Linked DNA regions of Mus musculus: region 2 is linked to region 1. The links are chromatin loops, found by intact Hi-C in ENCODE. Cell type or tissue: left cerebral cortex. All regions are shown on one strand. Links, peaks and the distances in the headings refer to the core of each region. The heading gives the core; the rest is flanking DNA.

Region 1 (11,335 bases), core at 1,189-9,188:
CGTAACAGGGCAATCTCTTCCAATATTCACTATTCTTAGGATAGTAGAGAAGTCTAGGGAAATGGTTAAAAAAAAAACCCTCATTCTTATTAAAAGAAAAAAAAAAAAAAGGAAAACCCCTCATTCTCAGGGCTGGTTATGAGCACCGACTGCTCTTCCAGAGGTTGTGAGTTCAAATCCCAGCAACCACATGGTGGCTCACAACCATCTGTAATGAAACCTCTTCTAGTGTGTCTGAAGTCAGTGACAATGTACTTACATAAAACAAATAAATAATTTTTTTTTAAAAACCCACCTCATTCTCTCTAACATTAGGATTCAGTTGAATTTAGTTCAATTAAATAGCCCTTGACTCTCAACATACAGAAAAAAAAACCCCAAGACTCTTAAAAGAAAAGTTCTGTTCACTGATGACTGCATTTGTGCGACATGCTGGAAATCAAAACGAACACTGAGCATGTGTGATGGTTTGTGTACACTTGGCCAGGGACTGGCACTATTAGGAGGTGTGGCCCTTGTGGAGTAGGTGTGTCACTGTGGGTGTGGGCTTTAAGACCTCATCCTAGCTGCTCTGCTAGCAGCCTTCAGATGAAGATGTAGAACTCTCAGCTCCTCCTGCCTGGATGATGCCATGTTCCTGCCTTGATGATAATGGACTGAACCTCTGAACCTGTAAGCCAGCCCCAATGAAATGCTGTCCTTATAAGACTTGCCTTGGTCACGGTGCCTGTTCACAGCAGTAAAACCTTAACTAGGACAGCATGCACAGTCTGTCTTTATTTTCCAGAGCTGGGGATTACAGTTCCCGGACACGGAGCTCCAGCCTCAGCCTGCAACCTCATAACCTTAGGCTCTCTAGGGAAAGCAAAATCAGCCCCAGTGTGTAGCTGAATTCAGAATGTTCTCAAGACTTTGTTTCTTTAAAAGGGAATCCAAGCAGAGAGCACAGGAGAAGCCTCCCATAACAATACTTCCTGGCAGGTTTGTGTTTGAAAATTGTATACTGCTGGAAAAAACAGATATGAGCCTTAAATCCAGAAAAAAAGCCTTCTGAACAGAAAACACACTCAGTAAGAAACAAAAGCAGGGCTGGAGAGATGGCTTAGCAGGTAAGAGCACCGACTGCTCTTCCGAAGGTCCTGAGTTCAAATCCCAGCAACCACATGGTGACCCACAACCATCCTTAATGAGATCTGACACCGTCTTCTGGTGTGTCTGAAGACAGCTACAATGTACTTAGATATAATAATAAATAAATCTTAAAAAAAAAAGAAACAAAAGCAAAAACGACCCTCATGCCCCATACTTGGTGAATGAAAGTGTGCAAAACAAAGTCTTGCCCTGAGGTCCACGGGTGCTGCTAGCTTGTTTCTAGGTCCCTGAGTCCACACATTGTACCTGCTAGCTTTGCAAGCCATAGCCCCTATGCAAAAGGACCAACACTTTGGCTACAATAGCGAAAAGAGATTTGTTGTGATGTATACAGGATGTGTGTTCTGGAGATTCGAGCTCAGTTTTATTGTTGTCAATATTAGCTAGCAAATATCCACCCTCCACTCTGCTATCAATAATCTCATTGCTGGGTGTATGCATAAGTACAATCCAGGTGAAAATGTTCATAGCAACATTTATACAAAATTTTAAGAACAGAACTTCAAATACAGTGATCATATTAGCTATTAAACTTATTATTAAGTATCAAAAATTAGAAATATCTATCAAATAGTTAAGCTCTAACATAGGTGTTTAATATATGTAGCAAATAAAGACAGTGACCAAATGCACCCATAGCTGAACTTCAAAGACATGTTAAATTAAAAAAAGCAAACTACAAAATAGCTTTTGTATAATACTATGAATTGACTAGAAATACCAAGATCTGTAACAAAAATAGTGATATTTCTATGTAAATGAGAAGTATAGTGTGGGACGCTACCAGGGGCTTTATTTAACTTGCATTGGTTATATTTTAAAAAGAGACATTAACAAAATAGGGTTCATGTTATTACTTACATTTCTAAGAATCTCAAACATTTTCTGATTTTTTTTTTGAAACAAGTGATTAAATAATCAGAAGATTTAAAAATATAAACTTTCAGCCAGACATGGTGGCACACACGTTTAATCCCAGCACTAGGGAGGCAGAGGCAGGTGGATCTCTTATGAGTTAGAGGCCAGGCTGGAATACATGGCAAGTTTCAGGACAGCCAGGGGCTCTTTACACAGAGAAACCCTGTCTCAAACCTTGCCCTCACCTCCCGACCACACCCCCTGCCACCAAATAACTTTTCCTTGAGTTGTAATATGCTAGTTTCTCAAAACAACAACAACAACCACCTTCCATGATTGTGAGGGTCCTGCATTAGAGTCATTCTAAACCATAAACACCAGAAAAACAGTCTGCATACGTGTATACAGTTCCACTGAGAAATTAGAAAACAAAAATATCAGCCAGATGGTGGTAGAGCCCTTTAATCCCAGCCCTGTGGAGGCAGAGGCAGGCAGATTTCTGAGTTCGAGGTCAGCCTGATCTACAGAGTGAGTTCCAGGACAGCCAGGGCTACACAGAGAAAGCCTATCTCGAAATACAAAAACAAAACAAAACAAAACAAAACAAAACAAAACAAAACAAAAATCATGTGGGCAGACCAGACATTTCTGTGGACTAAGAATGAAACTTCTTTGGATCTGCTATGGAGCCCGGAATGAATTTACAATCATGTGTCCCCTGTCTCTGCCTCCTAGTGCTGGCAGAAGTGTACAAGCATGCCTTTAGAAACTTACTATTGATACAAACTCATTTTTAAACTCAAGAAGTTTCTTCCTCAGCTATCACAATCTTTAAGATCTCAAATAAATGTTAGTCTCAAGAATTAGGAAGAATTGGGATTAAAGATACACAGACAGATACACACAGAGAGACACAGAGACAGATGGACAGACACATACACACAAAGATAATGACAACAAAATCAAAACATCAGCAGCTTAGCAGCAGATCAGGTAACAGAGTTCTCTATGTCGGTGTTCTTTTAAAGCATCCCAGAGTCAGGCATCAGAGTCTGGCAGTACCTGTACCTATCGCGTCCTCCATCCCGTGAGCCGCTGTGGCTGTAGCTCGTACAGAGTTTACTGAAGGAAACGAGTTTCAGGTCAAGTTCGTTTTCCAGCTGCCGAGCTTGTTTCCTGAGATCTTTTAAGAAAATTACAAAAGTAAATCATTGGTCTATCAGTAGACGCTAAATTCCTAAGATATTTTAAGAAAGGCAACTATGAAAATGATCACATATTGATCTCTGATCTAGTTACTCAGAAACCAAAGGCATGTCTAAGAAAATAAATTGGTCAAGTATTTAAAGTTCAGATGGGAGCCATGAGGGAGGCAGTTGTGGGAGACACACAACCTGTCCCTTTTCTTTCAAAGACAGCTTGACAGCCAGTGCCATAGCATCCCTGAGAATGCTCTCATAGCAACAACCAACTGCTGTAACTTAAAGGGCAACAAGGGGAGAATATAAATCACGGAGAAATGAAGATGGTCTATAACCCTCACATCAGTTTACCAGATAGCTTTCTAAGAAGCTAGCATTCTTTTTGACACAGTTTTCTTTGTTTCAAAACTCTGTTAGGAGTTTGGGTCTTGCCTTTTCGTTTTTCAAACAGGCAAAATACCTCAGCAATTAAACACAAGGAAAAAGCAAAAGCAAATTAATAAAAAAAAAAAAATTGGGGGGGTATCAGGTAAAAACAAAGAGTACACTTTGAACAAGACAAATGTGACAGGTTTTTTTTTTTTTTTAAAGCATATGTTTTAAAAGTAGAAGCAAACAGATAAACTGGTGTAGAAGCTTGGTTTCTGAACGGCTGAATGAAAGGAGCCATACTTGGAAACCCAATATGTATGTACATACGTACGTATGTATGTATGTATGCATGCATATATGTGTATGTGTGTGTGTGTGTTCATGGTGAAATTCAAATGAAAGGAGTAAACACAGGAAGGAATAATGTAAGAATGTCTCAGGACTAAAGAATATCAAGACACTGTGTCATTATATTTTGCAATCCAAGGCAGGAAGCAGAATTATATGGTGGAGTGTATCTACCCAGAGACCAAATCCCACTCCTAACGTCAGCTCAGCCACCTATTGTCTTTGAGATTTACTGATGATCCAGTTCATTTAAAAACCTCAAGCTTTCAGTTTTTCTATACATGCTTAAAGCATCTGGTACAAAGATATATTGTCAATATATTAATTGCTTTAATTATTACAGTATAGTGTTTCAAAAACCCACAGCCTAATGACTATCAATAATGACTATCATAGCAGCTACTCCTATCTACATAGTTTAAAAAGAAATTCTAGCTACGACAAGTATTTCCAAAGGGCATTTTAAATACACATTTTAAACTATAGGCATGTTTCTCTGTAATTCTATTTATCTATTTAGTCTAATGAAAAGCATAAAGTAGAATGTATTTTGAAAACATGACAGAACATAAAATTCAGTCCCTTAGATCTACTGGCTGATGGTGACAATACCATATTTCCCAGGGGCTTCATGGGACAAAAAGAGGAAATAGGCTTAAAAACTAAATAAGCAAAAGGTTAAATGAAACAAAGTGGGCCATTTCTGATCTCTGTGGATCACTGTGGACTAGGAAGGTTTTGTGTGACCTCACTTGAGTGGACCAGACTTTCAGGAATTAAATAAGCACAACTGAAGGTTTTCCTGGCGGGAGACGAACAGCAAACGTATTCATTAGAACCTTTTTTTGCTATCATTTTTAACAAAACCGATCTTGGAGTCCAGGGAAGAAGGTACAGTTATTTTCAGTATTCTGTCACCCAGTCGTCATTAAAGTCTCAATCTCAAATTGCCAGTTGGGGTCCAGGAGGAGACGACCATCCACTAAAATATCCCTGCAAGGCTGGCGCTGACAAGTCCCTCCTCACTCCTAGTTGTCTGACAGTGACCTCAACTCCAAGGTTCTGACTGCTCGTCTTCCGGGCTCTGGATATTGTTGCTCAACACCCTCCTCCCAAGAGCTCGTCCCCGCAGCCCCATCCGGAGAGCCTCACTACCCCTCACACACTTCCATCTGGAGCCTCAGGCGCCTCTTCCTCTCCATCCCGGCTCCCTCCACTCCCGGACCCAACCCCTTCCCAGGTCCGGCTCACTCCGCCCCAGCTCCTTCCCCAAGTTCCCAGGCCCAGGGCTCCTCTTGGACAACCTCATCCCAAAGTGTGGCTCATTCCGTAGCCTGGCTCTTCCCTCTGCTGCCTCCCTCAAGATCCAGCCTCATTAAGTTCACTCTGCACCCGGTGGAACCCACTCCGAGGCCTTGCCCTCACCTTCCCAGTAATTGCTGGTTCCTGCCGCCATCTTTGTTGCCCAACGTCAGTCGGGACAGGCGAGTAGAGGCCTTGAAGGCCAGAGAGTCACCTCCACGCCTTCTTCCACCCCCGAGCGCCGAGGCTGATGGGATACGCTAGCCTCCTTAGACACTGCCACCTGGTGGACAATTCGTTATTTTACAGCTTTAAGTAGCTCGTTTGAAAGCGTCGTTTAGCTGTTCTGGGTGTTCATACCACATCTTTTCAGTCTTCAGTCTTCAATTTCTTCATCTCGGATTGTTCTTTTCAGCGGGTGACTTAGAGGAGAGACACAATTTCCATTATCTCCCCTTAAATAGGATGTCTTGGGACCGGAGGTGGGGGGGTGGTGGTGGTGGTGTCAAGCTTAATGGGGCAGGTGCCTTGCCTGAATGTAAGAGGGTCTGGGTTCGACCCCCAGCATTCCATAAACAGAACATGGTAGTATATGCCTTTAATCCTAGTACTCAGAATGTGGGGATAAAAAGACCAGAAGTTCAAGGTCATCCTCAGCTACATAGAGAGTTCAAGGCTAGGTGGGGATAAATGTCTCAAGAAGAAAAAGAAAAAGAAAAAGAAAAAGTACCTTCAATCAGCATTTTCCTTTCTCAGAGCCAGTGGTTCTTTTCCTGCCCATCTTCCACTGTCCAGTATGTAAAGTTCCTTCCCTGGTTGACTTCCCTATGTCTACAGCAGAGCATCAGTCCTCTGTCCCTTGCTAACAGCTTCCATGTGCCCACAGCCTGAAGCTCACTGATGTCGTTAGACTAGCTGGCTATCCAGCCCCAGTTTTGGCTTTCCCAGTGCTGGGATTACAGACATATGATGACACGCCTGGCCTTTTCATGTTTGTCCTAGGGATCTGAACTCACATCCTAATGCATGCATGCCAAGCAATTTACTGGCTGAGTATAATATGCATTATAGTAATAAATTGTTATGTGTTGTTTAAGTCCATTGAAAAGCTGGTTGTGGACATAGGGTTGTCACCCCGTGCCCCAGTCACACACATACTTAATACCCAAGCATATTTCTTGTAAATTGTCCCAGAGACCCCCTGGCTGGGGATGGGCTACCTGGCTGGCTCTGTGAGAAAGCAATAGTGTAGCAAAATGGCCCAAAGAGTAAAAAATACCAGGTCCGGGAGGACAGAAGGAGAGTATCTGAGTTAACACACCGTGTCCTTGATCACAGCTGATCATTCCCTCTGACCTTCCTGACATAAAGATGCCCACGGTGGGAATGGTTCATTGGACATCTTACCTAAGAGAAGCCGTTCTTCCTGGAACCCTTTTTGTGGGTCAGAGAGAGGCTCCAACTAGCTGGTTTTTGCTCTCCAGGTCTCCTCCGTTGCTTTCTGCTGGATGACGTAAGTGTCTGATCTCATGAACTACTACCTCCTGCTTGCTGTCTCTTTCTTTCATTTCTGTTTGCTGTATACCTAAAAACCAAACTTGCTTGAAAATAGCACAGCGATTGCAGATCATTCTTTGTTCAGGACACTGGGCCATCTCCCCAGGTCCCTGGCTATGCATTTCTTAAACTCGATTTCCCATTGTTCTGTTTGGAGAACATCTTCTATTCTGCCTGCAGGGTGATTGACAGACTAGCGGGTGTTTCCCTGCCCGCTGCAGGTTGCTGCTGAACCTATCTGGTGAGCTTATTCCCATCATTGACTTTTTCAGGTCTTTTGCACTCACTTCTTCTTTTCTTTGTGGAGACTGTTCCCTGCTGATGCTTTTTAAAACCATTGGTCACACGATTGTTTATAGCTGGGTGTGGTGGCGTGCTCCTTTAATTCCAGCCCTTGGGAGGCAAAGGCAAGTGGATTTCTGTGAGTTTGAGATGGTCCGGTTTACACAGTGAGTTCCAGGACAGCCAGGGCTATGTAAGCAATGGTTCTCAACCTGTGGGTTGTGACTTCCTTGGGGTGGGGTGGAGGTGTCAAAGGACTCTTTCACAGGGGTTACCTAAGACCATCACAAAACACAGATATTTTCACTATGATTCATAGCAGTAGCAAAATTACAGTTATGAAATAAAATAACTTTATGATTTGGGGTCAAAACAAGATGAGGAACTGCATTAAGGGTCACGGCATCAGGAAGGTTGAGAGCCATTAGCTTACAGTGTTTCTAGTCTGTACCTTTTGCCATTTCTGGTGCGATGTAGGTATGTAAGACCCAAAATGACCCCCAGGAACTCACTGGCACGTTGTTCTTTGGATCCTGAGGTTTCTAGCCTCTGACATCTTTCCTCTTTTCAACGTCTAGTTGTTCTACCTACGACGCACAAGTTCTCACTGTCCTTCGAAGGAAGAATACAAACATGTTTATCTTGTCGAGAAATGAAGCTTTTCATGTAAATTTTCTCTAACAATTCGTCTTATCTCTTTATCTTCTCTCCGTTCTTGAACTTATTCATTGCCATCATTTTAGTAATGTTTGAGTGACAGTTGAAAATAATTGTACTTCCCACAGGACCATTGCTATTTTTCTGGGGAAATAATGAAATGTATTTACATTCCACGGTGATAAGCCAGAACATAATGATTTCACTGTGTAGAATGTCTTATTAGAAGTACTCCAAGTGTATGTTGGTGGTTCAGTCTCTAAGAGTCAGATTAGTTGACTCTGTTTGTCTTCCTGTGGAGTTCCTATCCCCTTCGGGGTCCACAATCCTTCCTCCTATTCTTCCATAAGAGTCCCCACTGTTTGTCTGTGGGTGGCTGCTTCTGTCTGAATCAGCTTCTGGGTGGAGAACAAACACAGGCTGGACCTAGGCCTCCCCTCACATATGTAGCAGATGTGCGGCTTGGTCTTCATGTGGGTCCCAAACAACTGGAGCGGGGGCTATCGCAAAAGCTGTTGCCTTTCTGTGATTTGTTCTAGCTGGGCTGCCTTGTCTGGCCTCAGTGGGAGAGAAAGTGCCTAGCCTTGAAGAGGCTTGAAGTCCAGGGTGCGGGGGTGAGGGTGGGGGGTGGGTGTCGGGGGGTGGGTGGGGAGGGATGACCAGAGGTCCTTCACCTGCTCAGCGGAGAAGGGGAGGGTAGATGGGGAAGGATTGTGAGAAGGGTGATCAGGAGGGAGGCAGTAAGCGAAATGTAAAGTATGCAAGTAAAAAATTAAATTAAATGAAAAAAAGAAGTACATAAAATATGCTTAAGACAAGAAAATAAACCTTTGGTTCCACAGGCCTTGTGTGCGTGGCCATGTGGGCATGTGATTCTTGGATCCCTCAAGAGAAGGTTTGAGTCAAACCTCCCAAGCATCTACCGAGATAATCTTAATTCAGGGAAGTCTGAGGGAATTTATTCCAGAAATTATAGGTAAGAAATGGACCTTAACATTTGAGTGTTTCCAAGTATTAACATATTAGAAAACAAAGTAGTTTTCTCCAAATGAGCTCCGTGTTCACTGGTTACTAAGCCTGTGGGCTCGCTCTCCCATGGTGTGTGGGAAGAGGCTCACAGTCACTGCGCAAAAGCCAAATGCCTTTATTCACTATCACTTTAGACTTCAGCCAAAGAACAGCAAAACCTTCCGTATTCAGACTAGAGATACATGACACGAAAGAGTGAACAAACAACCGGGGGAGATGGCCCAGTAGATAAAGTGTTTGTCATGCAAATGTAAGAACTGGAGTTCGAATCCCCGGCACCCACATCAATGCCAGGCAAGAGGATGGCAACTTGCCTGTAATCCCCACTCTTGGACGGCAGAGACAAGAGATGTCTGAAGCAAGCTGGCTAGCTGGGCTATCCAAATCGCTGAGCTCTAGTCAAGTGAGAGACTCTGAAGAGTAGTGAGGAAGACACTTGACAGTAAGCTCCAGTGTACACAGGCACACACACGTGTATGTATGCTCACACATATGCAAACACGCATATATACATACACAGATACCACACAAACATAGGCATACAATAACAGATGAATTAAATCCACGGTATTTACTGGTGAGTCAGAGGATCTGCCTGTACAAATTGGGCTGACATCTTAGTCTTGCAGGTACAGCTCTCCGTGGAGATGCTAACTGAAGATTTCTTGCTGTGGTCCTGGAGGGAGCGCCTGGTAGACAGCTTTCCTTAACTGCTCAGAAATAAGCCATGGCTTCCCCACCCCCACCATGTCTTCTTGGGAGAGTCAACGGGGTATTGACACTGGGTTTCCTACGGCTTCTGTCTGCATTGAAAGGCAGGGTTTGTTTTTTTTTTGTTTTTTTTTTTTTTTTTTTTTTTTTTAAAGATTTAGACATCTATGTTTCTAAACCAGGTTGTATGGACACCGTGTCTGGTAAGAAAGCAGTGCTCAGGCGAAGCGAATGTATCAAGTAGAGGATGGCGAAGCCTCTAACTCTCCACTCTTTAATTGTTTGAGGATTCCTTCTCATGCCTCAGGATAGAAGCAGGCTTCCAGGAGAGAGGTTCCCTGGGGCCCAGCTGTCTGAAAACACGTCATTAACTTAAAAATGAGACGCAAAAAGCTATACCCTCAGCACCTCCCCAGATTCTCTTCACTGCTTACATATTAACACAGGCTTCTCCAATATAAAGACATCTGCATTAAACATGCATGGTACCATCACATACCAGGCTCTTAACTCAAGACAACCAATTATTCTAAGGCCCTTTGAGAGGCTTAGAAAATTCTCTCTCATCAAAAGCCCCAACACTAGACCATACAAAATTCAAGAATGTTTGTCCCAGAGAACTCATTTTTTTCCTTTCTTTTTATTGGTTATTTTATTTATTTACATTTCAAATGTTATCCCCATCCCAGTTTTCCCTTCACAAACCCCCTATCTCCTCCTTCTCCCCTCTCCCCATCTCACTATGAGGGTGCTCCCCTACCCACCCACTCCTGCCTCAGCTCCCTAGCATTCCCCTATCCTGGGTCATCGAGCCTCCACAGGACAGAGGGCCTTCCCTTCCAGTGATGCCCGATAAAGCAATCCTCTGCTACATATTCAGCTGAGCTATAAGTTCCCCCCAACCCTGCATGCCCCATGTGCACTCTTTGGTTGGTGGGTTAGTCCCTGGGAGCTTTGGGGGGTGTACTCTCTGGTTTTGTGTGTCAACTTGACACATGATGGAGTTATCACAGAGAAAGGAGTTTCAGTTGAGGAAATGCCTCCATGAGATCCAGCTGTAAGGCATTTTCTCAATTAATGATCAAGGAGGAAGGGCCCCTTGTGGGTGGTACCATCTCTGGGCTGATAGTCTTGGGTTCTATAAGAGAGCAAGTTGAGCAAGCCAGTGGGGAACATCCCTCTATGGCCTCTGCATCAGCTCCTGCTTCCTGACCTGCTTGAGTTCCAGTCCTGGCATCCTTTGGTGATCAACGGCAATGTGGAAAGTGTAAGATGAATAAACCCTTTCCTCCCCAACTTGCTTCTTGGTCATGATGTTTGTGCAGGAATAGAAACCCTGACTGAGTCTGGTTGGTTGATATTGTTGTTCTTTCTATGGGGCTGCAAACCCCTTTAGCTCCTTCAGTCCTTGCCCTAACTTCTCCCTTGAGGTCCCTGGGCTCAGTCCAATGGTTGGCTATGAGCATCCGTAACTGTATTGGTATGGCTCTGGCAGAGCCTCTCAGGGACAGCTATACCAGGCTCATGTCAGCAAGCATTTCTTGGCGTCAGCAATAGTATCTGGGTTTGGTGTCTGCAGATGGGATGGATCCTTAGGTGGGGCAGTCTCTGGATGGCCTTTCCTTCAGTCTCTGCTCCACTCTTTGCCCTGCATTTCCTTTTGACAGGAGGAATTCTGGATTAATATTTTTGAGGTGGGTGGGTGGCCTCATCCCTCAACTGAGGGCTGTGTCTGTCCACTAGTAGTCCATACTCTACAGGTTCTGTCTCCCCTTTGTTGGGTATTTTGGCTTCTAGTATCCAATAAAATAGACTTTCAACCAAAAGTTATCAAAAAAGATAGGGAAGGACACTAAATCAAAGGG
Region 2 (11,335 bases), core at 2,238-10,237, 110 kb before region 1:
GACTCTGTGTCAAGTCATGACTGTGTCAAGATGACAGTGGAAGCCAACTAGGACAGTTGTATTCCTATCCCCATGAGCATAGCTTGAAAAGCTACCTCCATTCATTTGTGGGGTTCAAGAAGGACACTAGCCTATCGGGTGGTGGACCACACCTTTAATCCCAGCATTCCTGAGAGGTGGCTTAGTGGATCTCAGAGTCCTCCTCCTTGCAAAGCTGTTAGTTTCTGAGGGGCCACAGCCAGTCTCCCTTCACTCTGTTGTGTGTCTGCTCTGTGGCTGTGAAGATAGTGGTCCTGAGACCCAGGCCTGTATTAGATTTTCATCATTGTAGTAAAACACCTGAGATGGGCTTGCTTTATAAAGGAAAGAGGTTTATAGGGCTGGGGAGATGGCTCAGTGATGAAGAGTTTTGCTGATCTTATAGAAGACGTGAGTTTAGTTCCCAGGACACACACTAGCAGGCTCACAATTGCTGTAACCCCACCTCCAGGGGACCCGATGCCTTCTTCTGGCTTCCAGGAGCATCAGCACACTGTGGCACACATCCACACACATCCATATACATAAATAAAAATCGATTTTAAAAATAGAGAAAAGAAGTTTACAGGCCTAGCAATGCTGACACCTTGGGGAAGGGCAGGCTCAGGAGACAGAGGCCAGTGTAGGGCTGCATGAGTCTCTCTGTCTTGGAAAGTCAAAACTAGGGCTGATAAGATGGCTTCATGGTAAAACATGCTTGCCTCTTGTAGTTGTTTCAATATGTTTGGCCCAGGAAGTGGCACCATTGGGAGATGTGGCCTTGTTGGAGGACATGTGTCACTATGGAGGAAGAACTCTGAGGTAATATATATGCTCAAGCTCTGCCCAGTGTGAGACACAGTAGTCCTCTCCTTGTAGAGCACTCAGCTCCTTCCCAGCACCGTGTCTGCCTGCGTGCCGCCATGCTCCCCGCCATGGTGATAGTAGACTAAAACCTCGGAATCTGTCAGCCAGCCCCAGTTAAATGTTTACCTTTATAAGAGTTGCCTTGGTCATGGTGTCTCTTCACAGCAATGGAAACTATGCAGACCTGATGACCAGAGGTCCATCCCCAGAGTGACTTAAAAGCCGACTGTGGGGGCTGGAAGGATGGCTCAGTGGTTAGAGCACTTGTTGTTGCAGAGGACCCAGATTTGATTCCCAGAACCCACATGGAGGCTCACCACCTCCTCGGGCATCAGGCACACAGGTGGTGCACAGGCCTACATGTAGGCAAAACACTCATACACATAAAATAATAATAATAATAATAATAATAAAATAAAGAACCCAACAACAAAACAGCTGTGGAGGCACACATCTTGAGTCCCAGGGCTCCTCTCTAGAAAGGCGGGAGATGAGAGAATCACCTTGGAAGCTCTCAGGTCAGCCGCGCTGCAGTAAACAGCAAACGCACAGAAATAAGAGAGCAGACCCTGCCTCCAGCCAGCAAGGTGGGAGTGCAGAACTGATTTCCACACGTTTTCCTCGGACCTCCATATCCGCTGCGTGACCCGAGACTGCCTGTATTCCTGTGCTCATATTCGTATATTCACACCTGTTTATAAATTAAATATAACAGCTGGCCATACTGGCACACACCTTTAATCCCTGCACTCAGGTGGCAGAGGCAAGTGGATCTTTGTGAGTTCAAGACCAGCCTGGTCTACATAGAGTTCCAAACAAATAGGGGGGTCACTGACAGAAAGAGAGGGGCTGCTTGGGGGTAACTGTGGGTAAAGTGCTTGGTGTTTAAGCCTGACAACCCGAGTTCGGATCCCCAGGACCCTTGTAGAAGTTAGACACCAGGGCTAGAGAGAGGCTCACCAGTTACGAGCTCTTGTTGCTTTTCCAGAGGACCCAAGTTCAGTACTCAGCCCCCAAGTTACGCAGCTCACAAGCACTGTTTCTCAAGCTCTAGGGATCCAGTGATAACTCTGCATGCCTGTACTCAGCATGCTCATACCCATTCGCAGATACGTAATCTACAAATATGTAATAATGAAAAAAAGTCACGTGTAGTAGTGTGAGCACCTGCACTTCCATCTCTCCTACAGGAAAATGGGAGGCAGAGAGAAGAGACTCTCTGGAGGCTTCACGTCCACCTAGCCTGAGGTATACAGTGGTCCATCTAGCCTGAGGTATACAGTGGTCCACCTAGCCTGAGGTATACAGTGGTCCACCTAGCCTAAGATATACACTGGTGAAAAACAAGGAATTCTGTCTCAAACAAGGTGGAAGGTGAAGGATGGACAGTGGAGGCCATGCTCTCACCACACAGGGTGGCATTCTTGCCTCCCTAAAAAAGCTAAAAAAGGGAGGCACAGTGGCACACAGCTGCACACCTAGCATGCAGGCAGGAAGATGTTTAAGGCCAGACTGGACTACATAGTGAGAGCCTGTCAGAAAACAGGGAAAGAGGACAGGGAGAGGGGAAGGGAAGGGAAGGGAAGGGAAGGGAAGGGAAGGGAAGGGAAGGGAAGGGAAGGGAAGGGAAGGGAAGGGAAGGGAAGTCCATCAGAAACGGATGGAGTCTGCCCCATGGGTTCATGGAATGTGCAATTTGTACAGTAATTGTCAGTTTAGCAGCAACTGAAGCAATAGAATAGTTCAACTGGCTCGCGCTCTTGAACAGTGGGTGGCATGGAGTACAGCTTTAGGGATGGTTTGGGCTAGTCCTCAGGTCACGTGACTCAATATAGTTCCAAGCTGTCTTTTCTCGTTGCTAGCTAGCTCTGTTCTCAAGCCAGCTCTCTGCTTCCGTGTGAAAATAGCCATATCCCAGCGCCAGAACGAGCGAGAGAGAAGAGGGAGGGGGACAGGGAAAGGGAGGGAGGAAGGGAGGGAGGGAGGGAGGGAGGGAGGGAGGGAGGGAGGGAGGGAGGGAGGGAGAGGGAGAGACTGTGTGATCGGCAGGGGTGTTCCTTCAAGCTACTTCTGCTCAAGATGGGAGCTGGAGCACTTGTTACTCAGTAGAGCCTCAACCTGACTCTGAGAAGCCACGCCCAGCAGCGGCCCTTCCTGAAGACTGCCACGCCTGTCTCTTGGGCTTCCAGCCTCTTCTCACAGCAAAGGCGTCTGGCATAGGTGTTGGAGCCTTATGAGCCCTGGGCACACACAGCTGTGCTGGAGAAGATGTTGTAGCTTCCCCCACAAGTGCCCCCAGGCAAAGACTCCCTATAGGAGCACAGGTTAGACCTGTAGGCTAAGACAGCATCTGCCAAGATGTTCAAACCCCAGCACTAGATACCCCAAACCACACCCAGGATACAAAACCATAAGCCTGCAATTCCAGAACTTGGGAGGCAGAGGCAGGAGGACTGTCCTGAGTTCAAAGTCAGCCTGGGGTAAAGAGTGACTTCCCAAACTACTGGGCTAAAGAATGTCTTTGTTTATAAAAAATAATCAAAACAAACCCAAACCCCAAACTTCCCCTCTCCATCACCACTAGTCTTTTCTCTGGGTACTGTTTAGCACTGGCTGGCCTGGAACTCAATGTGCAGATCAGACTGGCCTCAAATTCACAGACATCTGCCTGCCTCTGCCTCCCCAAAGCTGAAATTAAAAGTATGTGCCACTTTTATTAAATAGGTTCTGGCAATTGAAGTCAGGTCCTCTCTAGTATAGCAAGCACTTTAATGACTGAGACCAAGCCATCTCTCTCTCTCTCTCTCTCTCTTTCTCTCTCTTTCTCTCTCTCTCTCTCGATTTATTTGTTTAGTTTTTGTATATGAGTACACTGTTGCTGTTTTCAGACACACCAGAAGAGGGCATCCGATCCCATTACAGATGGTTGTGAGCCACCAGCTGGGAATTGAATTCAGGCCCTCTAGAAGAGCAGTCAGTGCTCTTAACTGTTGAGCCATCTGTCCAGCCCATTCTCTTTCTCTTTTTATCCTTTTGTTCTACTCTCCCTCCCTCCTTTCTTCCCTCCTCCCTTCCTTAGAAAGTTTTGCTGTGTGGCATAGGCTCCTGCTTCTGGATTCAAATGCTCTGCTGCCTCAGCCTCCTGAGTACTGGGGCCACAGGCACGTCCTGCTGTGACTTCTACTCTGGTGCAGTATTGATGTATTTGACAGTATAGCAGATACACCTTCATTTCATGGGAATGGAAGAAAGTTTCTGATTCTTTGTAGGCATGCTGTATGCGTGTGTGGGTGTAGTGTGTGTTTACACATGTAGTGTGGGTACGGCTGTATGTGTGTGCATGTGTAGTGTGGGTGTGGCTGTGTGCATGTGTGTGTGTGTAGTGTGGGTGCAGCTGTATGTGTGTGCATGTGTAGTGTGGGTGTGGCTGTGTGCATGTGCGTGTGTGTAGTGTGGGTATGGCTGTATGTGTGTGCATGTGTAGTGTGGGTGTGGCTGTGTGCATGTGTGTGTGTGTAGTGTGGGTGCAGCTGTATGTGTGTGCATGTGTAGTGTGGGTGTGGCTGTGTGGGTGTGCATGTGTAGTGTGGGTGCAGCTGTATGTGTGTGTAGATACAAGTGGGTGAGGGGACAACCTCCTGCACTGGTTGTCTGGGAGCTGTCCACACTGTTTTCTTCAGACTGTCCTCACTGGCCTAAAACTTACTGAGTAGGCTAAATGAGCTGGCCAGTGAGCCCAGGCCTGTAACTGCCTTCCCAGTGTGGGGATTACAGCCGTGGGCCTGCTCTATTACATGGTGCAGCAAGCGCTTTAATGACTGAGCCATTTCTTCATCCCTGTAGGGCTCTTTATTTGCATACTGAACCAGTCATTGTGGTGGATATATTTCTCTCTCCCACACACACATGCATGCACACACACCACAGGGGACTTGAGCTCAGTTTCTCATGCTGGTAAACTATATCCTTAGCCCCCTCCTCTGTGTGTGTGTGTGTGTGTGTGTGTGAGAGAGAGAGAGAGAGAGAGAGAGAGAGAGAGAGAGAGAGAGAGAGAATGAGAGAACGAGAGAGACAGAGACTGAGATTTTGCTATGTAACTCAGGCTCAATTTTTTTCTCCTACTTTAGCCTCTGAAGTGCAGGATTACAGTCATGCACCATGACACTACCTGGCTTTCTTTAGGCCAGGCTGGCTATGAACTTGCTGTGTAGCCAAGGGTGACTTTGAACTCCTGACCCTCCTGCCTCCATCTCTTAAGCACTGGAATCACAGGACTGTGCCAACAACTGTAGCTTCTATGTAATTGTTCTGTCTCTGTGTCTGTCTGTCTGTCTTCTCTCTGTGTGTATGTGTGTGTGGGTCTCTGTCTCTGTCTCTCTGTCTCTCACTCTGTACATGCACATGCCAGGGCACACATTTGGGGTCCAAAAGATAACTTGCAGGGGCACGTTCTCTCTTTCAACCATGATGGTTCCAGGTATGCAGGCTTGATGGCACCTTACCATCTTGCTGGTCCTATATTTCCTTTTTTTTTTTTAAGGAATTTTTTCTTTAAATTTATTTATTTTATGTATGTGGTGGCCAAAGTGGGATATAGGTTTTAGTAAGTTATAATTCAGGAATATCAGAGGGGACAGAGTGTTAGCTGTGGGGAGGTTTCTGGAAGTGCTTAGCCATTGTTTAAGGCATATTAAAATAAAAGGCTGTCTGTGTGTGTGTGTGTGTGTGTATGTGTGTGTGTGTGTGTGTGTGTGTGTGTGTGTGTGTGTGCCTTTCATTCATGAATCCATAACATTGGGGCAGTAGCAAGAAGTGCATGTGCACCTGCTGGGGAGTTTAGAGCAGATTAAAATATTACCACTACAAATATAATTATGACAACTATGCAAATTATAAGGTAATGATATATACTTATAATGTCCAGTCCATTATATTTGGCATTTTAGAGAAAGTATTTCATCAGGGCACCATGTTGGTGCCTGGTATCCAAAGGGGCTAAAAGAAGGCATCAGATCCCCTGGAACTGGGGTTGCAGATGGTTGTGAACTGCCTTGTGGGTGCTGAGAATCAAACTCAGGTCCCCTCTAGAAGAGCAGCAAGTGCTTTTAACTGCTGAGCCCCTACACCCCCCCCCCCCCAGTCCTACTCCCCAGCCCTCTGTGATAGGATCTTGCTATAAAGCTTAGACTGGCCTCAAACTCTGTTTGTGACCCACGGTGGTTTTGAACTTGTGATTCTCCTGCTTCAGCCTCCTGAGTGCTGGGATTAGAAGAATGGATCACCATACAATATTTGCCTTTTCTGTTTGCTTGGATATTTTTGCTTTTATAAGAGGTAGTTTCTTGTCATGTAGCTTAGGTTCAAAATCTTCTTGCCTCAGCGTCTGGAACACAGGACTACTGGGATTACAGTTATGAGCCACCTCACTTAGTATGATATTTAATATGCAAAACTATGCTGCAGAGGCTGGGCATGTAATGACACAGTGCTTTCCTACTATAGCGCACGTGCACACACACACACACACACACACACACACACACACACACACACTATTTAAAAATGGGCAAGAATCAGGATTTGATTAACTGCACCACAACCAAACAGGAAGATAGCTCAAGGGGTAAAGGCACTTGCTTGAAAGCCAGATGAACTGAGTTTGATCCCTAGTATGGTCATGATGGAGAAAGAATCAATTCCTGCCAATCCTCTGACCTTTACACATTCAGTGTGGCATTCTTTCACACACATGCGTGCACACACAATAAATAAAGGTATGTAATAAAACTCCAAAACTACATCCTCCCCCTCAAAAAAAAAAAAAACCCTTTTAAAGATATTGGGAAGGGAGGGCTTCTAGGAGGAATTGGAGGAGCCCTCACCGCAGCAGCAGGAGCTCGGCGACTTGGGAGAATAAACTTGTGCGTTTGCTGTAACCTCAGAGACAACATAAGCCCCAAAGCCTGTGTTTGCACATAAATTGTCTCTCTCTTTAAAGTTCCATATCATGACCAGCAGAGGGTGGAAGCGAGCCATCTAAATTCTCTTTTGCCTCTCCAAAGTATTCTTTTCAAAGTTCAGTCTTAGGAGTGAAAATTTTCCAAGTTACCCGTGTTTAAAGGGTGAATCAACCCAAATGACAGCCCCCAAAAGGAAGAACTGACTCTTGCTTAGATCGCATTCTGTGCTTCGTCCACACACCCAGGAACAACGGAAAAAGGAGAGGACTTTCTGTTGGGTGCAGATACGCTAATGTGGCTCAGCCACACCAAGTCTGCTGAGTTTTAGACTTTGCTGGATGGCGTCTGCTTGGCTCTGAGGCTAAGCTGTCCTTCCTTCCTTCCTTCCTTCCTTCCTTCCTTCCTTCCTTCCTTCCTTCCTTCCTTTCTTCCTCCCTCCCTCCCTCCCTTCCTTCCTTTTCTTTCTTTCCTTCCTTTTTTTTTTTTTTTTTTTTTTTTTTTTGCATGCGGCTTACAACCCCCACCCCCATCGGGACTGCTGACTTTAAAGGTGTTCGTGCCACCATGCTTCTTTGTATTCCTGACTGATTGCAACAAGTTAACTACGGAAGTATCTATATTGGAACATTTGTGGAGGAACAGACAGACCCAGAGAACAAGTCGGGATTGGGGCTGCTAGTCTTTGTTGGCCATAGGCTGGGCAGAATGGGCAGTGGGGGCGGTGCAGGAATTATATACTTGAGTACTTCATTCTGTATATGGCTGCTTAAAATCTTTTCACTGAGATGGGTGTGGTGGTGCAAGCTATTAACTCCAGGGTTACAGAGGCAGAAGCGGGTGGGTATCTGTGAGTTTGAGGCCAGCCTGGTGTGTATAGCAAGTTCCAGGCCAACCAAGGCTGCATAGCAAGGTCCTGTCTCCACCCCTCACCCCATGTGCATGCCTCAAATTTTTTCTGTTCACCACCTTTTTTTTCATCCTAGAAAATTTTATTCAACCTTGAGTATATAAGTACGTAAAAGTATACACACCAAATGTTTGAAAAGAAAACTGTTTTTAAATCATTCTTTAGTGTATAATTAATTTTTACATTCAATTTCTTTAATAATGCATTACTTATTATTTTATGTGTCTGAGTTTTGACTACATGTATGTCTATGAACCATGTTCATGCCTATTACTCACAAAGGTCAGACGAGGGTGTCAGATCCCCTGAAATTGGAGTTGAAGACAGTTCTAGGGCCTCTGGAAGAGCAGCAAGGGGTCCTAACCACTGAGCAATCTCCCCAGCCTCTCCTTTTCCTTGATTAATAAACTATATACCAGAGACAGGCAAAACACCCATACATGTAAAATAAAAAATGAAGGAGAAACTTGAAGGTAGTAGAAAACAAAACTGCATAAGGAGATGGAAGGGTTTATTTTTATGTGTATGCATATGTTCATGGATGTGTGTGTGTGTGTGTGTGTGTGTGTGTGTGTGTGCATTAAGACCAGGGGTCAAGTGGTACACAAGTGTGTTAATGATTCAGACATTCCCTCTGCCCCTGGCTTATTTATTTAAAATTTAGTTTTATTTTTACTTATATGGTGGTTTGAGCCACCTGACTTTTCTTTGTCTGTGTGTGTGTTTTGTGTGGTGTGTGGCACATGCTTTGTGAGTGCAGCTTGTATGTGTGCAGGCTGTGATGAGTGTTGCGTGTGTAGCACACGCTATGTGAGTTTGCAGGTGCACATGCTATATGCATGCACGTGTGGAAACTGGACAAGAACATCAGGTGTCTTCCTCTATGGCCTTTTTTACTCCCCTTTAAAAAAAAGATGTATTTATTTCATTTCTGAGTACACTGTTGAAGGCATCAGATCTCATTACAGTTGGTTGTGAGTTACCATGTGGTTGCTGGGAATTGAATTCAGGACCTCTGGAAGAGCAAGCAGCCAGTGCTCTTAACTGCTGAGCCATCTCCCCAGCCCCTCTACTGCTCTTTTTAACCTTACCATCTTGAGACAGGCTCTCTCACTAAACTGGAGGCTCACCATTTTGTCTAGGCTAGCTGGCTATGAGTACTCCAAAACCATCTGTCTCTGCCTTGTCGATTCTGGGGTTATAGTCATGTGTAGCCATATGCAGGCATGCACAGTCACACTCAGATCTTCTTTTTCATTTGTTTTTCATTACCTTTATTCATTGTGTCTATGTGTGTGGTGCATATATACATGCCATGTGCACGTGCGGAAGTCAGAGGACAATTTGGGGAGCGGGTTCTCTCTTCTACCTTATGGGTCCCTGGGGTTGAACTCAGATGGTTTGTCTAGGGAGCAAGCTCTCTTTCCTGTTGAAGGGCCCCACCCCCATAAGCACTGGGGAGTTGAACTCTGGTCCTGATACCTAGAGAGCAAGCACTCACCTTGTGAGCATCCCCCATCCCCTCCTTAGATGGTTTTATTGTTCTAATTGTTCAAATGAGGAGTCAGGGTCAGAGAGGTTAAATCAATTGCCTGAGGTGAAATCTGAGTCAGAAATCCATTCAAAATTTGCCAGGTGTGGTGCATGCCTATAATCTCAGCTCTCTGGAGGCAGGGCAGGGTAGATCTCGGCAAAATCAAGGCCAGCCAGCACTACTCCGTGAGCTCCTTTCTAAAATAAATGAACAAAGAAGTATCTATTGTGAGCTGGAGGGGAGGCTGAGTGGCTGAGAGCACTCTGCTGTTCTTCCGGAGTGCATTCCCATGGCGACTCTCATAGGTCAGGAACTCCAGTTTCAAGAGATCCAATACCCAAGCAGGGCAGTGGTGGCGCACGCCTTTAATTCCAGCACTTGGGAGGCAGAGGCAGGTGGATTTCTGAGTTCGAGGCCAGCCTGGTCTACAGAGTGAGTTCCAGGACAGACAGGGCTACACAGAGAAACCCTGTCTCGAAAAACCAGAGAGAGAGAGAGAGAGAGAGAGAGAGACCTGATACCCTCAGACATACACGCAGACATACACGCAGGGAAACACCCACACACATAAAGTAAAATGAAAAAAAAAATCGGTTGGGAAGCCATTCTTCCTTGTACCAAAGGTAAACAAAGATCATCCCTCTACCTTCTAGCATGGCTGCCTGCCTACTATGGCTAAGAGGGTTTCTGGACCCGCTGCTGCAACAGCCCGACCCCTTTCAGAAGCAGGTGCATTCTACAGTGGACAGAGGTGAGTGCTACATCAGAGAACAGGCTTCATGTCCCACCAGAAGTGTGGCTGCTGGCCACATTCCTAGAAGAAAGAGACCTAGTTATGCCTGCTAGGTGGCCTCTTGTCCTCTTCCTGCTGCTGATGTTCCAGGCCTCAGGCCCTTTTTTCCCAGGAGTTGCCATGAATTGTGTCCCTCGATGTATTCTGTCTTACCAGTAAGCTCAGGTCTCTTCCGTCCTCACGTTAAATCACTCAGACACCTGATCACTTTGAGCTGTGTGTCCACCAGGAAGTTGTTTCCACTTCTGTGAAACGGCATAAAACCACCAGAAGGCCAGGCCTTGTGGCCCTGTAACCCCAGCATTTAGCAGCTGAGGCAGGAGGATCAGAGTTTTAAGACTAGCTGCAGCTACATGGCGAGTTTGAGGCCAGCCTGGGTTACAAGAGACCCTGTCTCCAAACAAAAAGTACAGCAAGCATTTGGGTCTCAAATCTAAGTGAGCAGGGCTTGGAGGCTATCCTCTTTTGTTCCCTTCCCTGAGCTACCCCACGCTGGTGTCTGTCCTAGCCAGGGTCCTTGCATTTGGGAGCGTGATGAAGGCAGAATCTGGGGGTAGACTGGCTCTCCAGAGACCACTGAGCTTTGCAGTCAAAGCAACACATGGGAGTGTTTAACAGTTCATCTGAAAATGATGATATATCTGATGGTATAAAGGTGGTCTATCTAAGGGCACAGCCAGATGTCCCATAGAATCACCGAGCACGAGGAAGAAGCCCCAGGAGAGGGCCTTCACCCCTTCCACAAGCCCACTTGGTGCAGGACACCAAGTATCCTGCACCTCGCTCCCCACGCTTCCACCTCGTTCCAGCTCTGGGTCTTGGCTCGTAAATCTCCTTCACACAGACTGCCATAAATCAGGGGCCTGAGGAGGGACCCCCCAGCTCCCAGCCCGGTCCTCCCCCTCTGGAGGGGCGGAGTGCAGGAAGCCCCTGGGACAGGGTGGGCTCAGCCCGCCTTCGTGGTCTCATAATTACAGGCCTGTGGGGCCTGATTTATGGTGCAAGCAAAGGCACAGGCCTGCTCGTCTGGGAGAGCCTGGGGAGGTGGGGGCCGGAGACCTGAGAGGCTTCCAAATTCCAGGGCCTTGTTGAAGTGACAACTCTGAGCGTAATAAGCTGTAATACATTTATATGTGAAGTAAATCTACCCAGGAACAATGGGTAACACTCTGCCAAAGTGTGCTCAGCACTGTTTTAATTTCTTTATCAAACAGGAGTCTTACACATATTACCTCCTGAATAGCCTGGACGTTTGT

The links. Peaks named below come from ENCODE experiments on the same cell type or tissue, not always from the same donor. Only the 100,000 strongest peaks of a DNase experiment are listed, where the experiment ranks them.
Region 2: a loop joins it to region 1, with 7 times the contacts of the local background. A loop is called at or near these places in 6 of 42 quality-filtered maps.

Annotation. Positions count from the first base shown.
Region 1 is chr11:76,758,163-76,769,497 of GRCm38, forward strand. It overlaps Gosr1 (golgi SNAP receptor complex member 1), which reads right to left and starts at 5,416. Exons shown (of 9, transcript NM_016810.4): 1 at 5,358-5,416; 2 at 3,073-3,193. The coding sequence starts at 5,388. In left cerebral cortex, for the core only: a CTCF peak has its summit at 5,517 (motif pointing left); a DNase peak (open chromatin) is centred at 5,466; H3K4me3 peaks cover 1,232 bases; H3K27ac peaks cover 585 bases.
Region 2 is chr11:76,648,339-76,659,673 of GRCm38, forward strand. It overlaps Gm46288 (a long non-coding RNA gene), which reads left to right. Exons shown (of 3, transcript XR_001780268.2): 2 at 9,940-10,037; 3 at 11,294-11,335. Among named protein-coding and RNA genes, the nearest start is that of Bhlha9, 18 kb to the right of the region's middle. In left cerebral cortex, for the core only: CTCF peaks have their summits at 3,791 (motif pointing right) and 6,904 (motif pointing right); DNase peaks (open chromatin) are centred at 2,725 and 6,915.